Regions from separate parts of the Homo sapiens genome. Here region 1 is linked to region 2. A link is an interaction called in ENCODE POLR2A ChIA-PET data of the cell type or tissue named here. Cell type or tissue: MCF 10A. All regions are shown on one strand.

Region 1 (2,500 bases), 390 kb after region 2:
GGCTCTTGAAGGTCAGCGGCTGTGACCAAGGATGGAACCAAGTCCTAAGAACAGGTAACCCACTGGAAGGAAAGCAGGGAACACTTTTTACCCACTCCCCAAACAGGAACAAGACTTCCGCAGTGACTTCACGTGGCCTAAGTTATCATGGGGTTTGGAAATATGTCAGATAAGTTCAAAGTCAGATAATTGTCTAATGTTCTCTAGTACCTTCTGTGCTTAGTTCTCTCTTTCTCTTCTGTCCCCATCTTCACACACACACTCACACACACACACTCACACATGGAAACACACACACTCTTACCACACACACATACAAACACACACACTCTTACCACACACACTCACACAAACACACACTTACCACACACACACAAACACACACACTCTTACCACACACACTCACATACACTCACACACACTCTCTCACACTCTCACAGACACACGTTCACACACACGCACAGACACACACACACACAGATCTTCCTAGTCTTGGTGGCTCTTACCTTTCCCAGAATTCCTCTATACTCCCATTAACCTTGGGCTTAGCTGGGATTTACAATCATTAGCTCTGGCCACAGCTTCTTGCCATGGAGATTTATTTGTTCTTTTTACTGGAGTTTGGTGGGAACCTGAGTGGCTGGGAATCCACCCAGGCCCTTCTCTCCTGGCCCTGCCCCAAGAGCTTTCTGAAGTCTGGCCTCACAGGCTCCTAGGACACTAGAGCAAAAGACAGCTCAGAAAGGGAAATTTTAAAAAATCATGACCCTTGAGAATTTCTGAGAGGACCTCATTACAACACAACCCTGTGTTGACAGGAAGGGGACTCCTTTGACCTTCAGGGTCTGCTGGGTCTGCGGCAGGGGGCAGGGAGGGCGCCGAGGCATCAAGGGGTGGGGAGAGGAAGCTAGCGGGACGCCCAGTCTGTGTCTCAGGCAGAGAGGAGGGCAGGCTCCTCTCCCTTCTCTTTGCCCTTCAGGAGAAAGAGAAAGGGAATAGATGGTTGCTTCTTGCACCAAGTTCTCCCCGGCTTCCAGGGGTGGAGGGAGCTCAGGGTGGTGAGTGAGCACTGGACTGAGATTCTGTGTATCTTCCAGACCCTGTTTCCACAGCCTCCCCTCTCTTTCTGACTTCCCTCCTCTGCTTTCGGAAGCACATGTGAAACTGTCTCCATTCCTTTCTCTTTAGGTCACTGGATTCCTTGATGGGGCTGGCAGTGGTGCTGTAACCCCAGGTCCCCTTAGGGCATGTGAGTGGTGATGGGGCTGAGATCTGCCAACCTCCTCGCTCTGGGGGATTTTCAGTGTTCCAGGACTGGGTGTTCTGCTGGTCTCCCTCTCCCCTCCCTTCCCCGATTCCCCGGTGCCCTCCCTGCGCGCAGACCCAGGGGACTCTGAGAATGGAAGGGAGCTCTCATTCCCGGGAGGAAAAGACACCAGGTTCCCTGGGCTGCCTGCACTCAGTTCTCAGCCTCCTTCCTCATGCCTCCAGCCACTGCCCGGGTCTGCGGCACGGGCGCGATTTGAAATACCCCTCCTTCCCGCTTTGAAGAAGGCTGGGCTGGCTGGGGGTTATTTTGGGAGCAGCTTCTGAGATCCAATGGCCTTGTTAGGGCAACACTGACCTTTCCGTCCCAGAAGGAGGGCAGGATTGGAGAAGGGGGCGGGGCAGCGGCGGGGAGACCGACAGCCCCGCACACCCACTGGGGTGGAGAAGGGGGCCAGCGGGCTGCGGGAATTCAGCCTCCGGCGGGGGCTGCCACCGAGGGGAATTTCCCCTCTTTGAAAAGGCTGGGGACCCCTCCACCCCACCCTTTCACTGGGCTTCTTAAAGAGATCACACCGTTTTCCCTTGGACTTCTTGGAAGGCAGACTTGGGACGCTTTGTGGGGACTTTGAACCTTTCCTTCCTGCTTTCTTTCCAGCAGGCAGCCTTGCTCTGGCTGGTGGAGTCGGGGCTCCCGGGCATGGCACTGACTAGCCGACCCGGTGCTGACTTGGCGCCGGGGCTCTTTCAGCCTCTGCTGGCATCCTGCTTCCCCCCTCCTGGGGTGCAGTGGTGAGTCTGGGGGCCTGCCCCCGAGGGCACTGGAGGAGTGTTGCAGGCATCACCCACGCCCTCTGCACCCACGCTGGAGGACGGGGAGGTTGTCAGGGGCTATGATGAGATGAGTGGGGGCCGCTTCGACTTTGATGATGGAGGGGCGTACTGCGGGGGCTGGGAGGGGGGAAAGGCCCATGGGCATGGACTGTGCACAGGCCCCAAGGGCCAGGGCGAATACTCTGGCTCCTGGAACTTTGGCTTTGAGGTGGCAGGTGTCTACACCTGGCCCAGCGGAAACACCTTTGAGGGATACTGGAGCCAGGGCAAACGGCATGGGCTGGGCATAGAGACCAAGGGGCGCTGGCTCTACAAGGGCGAGTGGACACATGGCTTCAAGGGACGCTACGGAATCCGGCAGAGCTCAAGCAGCGGTGCCAAGTATGAGGGCACCTGGAAC
Region 2 (2,500 bases):
AGTGGCAGGGGAAAATGGCTACCAGCACAGATGAAACAAAACTGGTCATGGGTTTTTGATTTTTGAAGCCGGGTAATGGGTGGTACATGAGGATTCATTATACTATTCTTTCTAGTTTTGTACATGTTTCAAAATTTCTGTAATACAGTTAAAAAAAACCATATCTCGATAAGCATATTATTTAGATATAGAGAGATAAATGCTAGATCAAACGCCTAAAAGGATCAAAAGTGTATGCCCTTGGGAGCAGGATAGGAGGAAGGGTAAAGAAAGGGTGGGGGCAGGGAACAGATGGTTTTTATTACAAATCTTTTATGATATTTGACCTTAAAAAGACTAAGGCAAACTATGTGCATGTACCTTTCTGACAAAAACAAAATTCATTTAAAAAAGGAAATGGGAGTAACATTATTTAGAGAAATAGAAGTAACCACCAAAAGAAGTAAAAGCAGAAAAATAAAATGGCTGCCTCAGGGTGAGGGGTAAGCAGGAGACAGATGCCTTTCTAGACTCAGAGACTTTTTAAAAAGTCATATTCATGTATTACTTGGATTTTTTAAAGTTAGCTATTATTATCAGTTGCTACTATCAGTTACTAGCAGGGCCTTTTGCTAATCTCTACATCTATAAACTGAATACTTCCTTAGGTTTAGAATCCTAAATCACCCAGAGTGAATATATCCACATTAAGTGTAATAATAACAATTATTGCTATTCAACTATTGTTTGCCATTTGTCAGTGCTTTACATATGTTATTTCTAATCCTTCTAACACTCCTGCAAGGCAAGTATAGATGTTCCCATTTTACAGATGAAAAGGTTGAGGCTGAGAGACATTAGCCACTTGCTTGAGGTCACAGTGTGGGCGAGGCCTGTGAGACTCAAACACCAAGCTCCTTCCATTACCCTACTTCTCCTTTGCATTCCATTTGTTCGGTATAGTCCAGAAAGTACCTTTACATAAATTTTCTCATCAACCCCAAGAAACAGGAGGGACATGACTATCTTTACTTGACAAATGAAGAAATCAAAGCTAGGAAAAGTTACGTAACTTGCGCAAGAATCCAGGCTCCTGATCCTTAATCTAGTACTCCTTCTACCATTCCTTATGTCCTCTCAACAACAAAATGTTAAATTAGTCATAATCTCCTCATAGGCATTTGACATAAGAGTCACTGCACATGAATGCAGCAATGCAGCTAAAGCAGGAATTTTAAAGAGAGAGAGAGGGGGAGACATTTTTTCCAAAGGAAATATACTAATAAACTATGGACTGTCCTCAGTTGCTCTAATGACAGCATGTTGCTGGAGTCCTCAAAGGGACTCTTGAAATGTCAGCAGCCTGCCTGCCTGGCACAGAGCAGATGAGTTGCTGGCACAGGCAGCCTGCAGCAGTTCTGACAACCAGTGCCACTCTACTTAGTTCCAAAGAAAGAAATGAGCCATGCGTGCCTCTGCCCTGAAAAAAGAACTTCTGTGCTTCCTAAATCTACTTCAGTCAACAGCCATGGGGCCCCAGGGCTTTTTAATAGTTGCCAGGAATCTTCTTAGATCAGCGCTACTCATCAGAGCAGAGGCATGTTTATGAAACTGTACATCAGGTTGCATAGGGGTGGGAGCCAAACGTGGGATAACTAAAGAGGGTGAACATGTGACCCTTGGTCATCTCAAGTCAGGGTAGCTGAAGCTCTCCCCACAAGAGAAGCAGCCCAAAATTTGGGCACAAGAGCCTTGAGCTTGGTGTGAGATGCTCCTCAGTCTGTGCTGGCATCTGAACAATGGCCAAGCAGCAGTTAGGGAGAAGAGGCTGTTTACTTGAGTTCAAACTATTTATAGCCCAGCAATCTGCACATATTTGGATGACAAATCTCTGGGCTTCAAGTAAGTGGTGCTTTGCTCCTGGACAATTTCATCAAACACACTCCCTCCCCACGCCACCCCCAGTCCCCCTCACTAACACATGTTGCCCTCAGGATGTTTTATTTAAGTTGCTGAATTTTAAAAGATTATAAAAAGAAACCACATTTTAAGAGCAAGTGACTTTTAATCCATTTATTTCCAAGTTTGAACTACATATTTTCTTTAAGGCTTGAATCAGAAATTAAATTATAATACATGTATATTCTATAAAAATATATATTTGCCCCATACATGAACAAAACAGTAACTGAGTGATGTCTATAATTTAACACGTATATTGACCTGGCGTGGTGGCTCACGCCTGTAATCCCAGCACTTTGGGAGTCTGAGGTGGGTGGATCACTTGAGGTCAGGAGTTGGAGACCAGCCTGACCAACATGGTGAAACCCTGTGTCTACTAAAAACACAAAAAAATTAGCCGGGTGTGGTGGTGGGCACCTGTAATCCCGGCTACTGGGGAGGCTGAGGCAGGAGAATTGCTTGAACCCGGGAGGCAGAGGTTGTAATGAGCTGAGATTGTGCCACTGCACCCCAGCCTGGGCAACAGAGCGAGACTCCGTCTCAAAACAAACAAACAAAA

Evidence for each region. Peaks named below come from ENCODE experiments on the same cell type or tissue, not always from the same donor. Only the 100,000 strongest peaks of a DNase experiment are listed, where the experiment ranks them.
Region 1: POLR2A ChIA-PET joins it to region 2 with 6 read pairs; 1 of 35 experiments calls an interaction of 5 or more read pairs at or near these places.

What each region holds. Positions count from the first base shown.
Region 1 is chr20:44,186,373-44,188,872 of GRCh38, reverse strand. It overlaps JPH2 (junctophilin 2), which reads left to right and starts at 1,685. Exons shown (of 6, transcript NM_020433.5): 1 at 1,685-2,500. The coding sequence starts at 2,168. In MCF 10A, no CTCF peak of the experiment used is centred here; DNase peaks (open chromatin) are centred at 682 and 1,242.
Region 2 is chr20:44,572,005-44,574,504 of GRCh38, reverse strand. It overlaps a transcript of PKIG not described here. Among named protein-coding and RNA genes, the nearest start is that of PKIG, 9.3 kb to the left of the region's middle. In MCF 10A, no CTCF peak of the experiment used is centred here; DNase peaks (open chromatin) are centred at 1,064 and 1,534.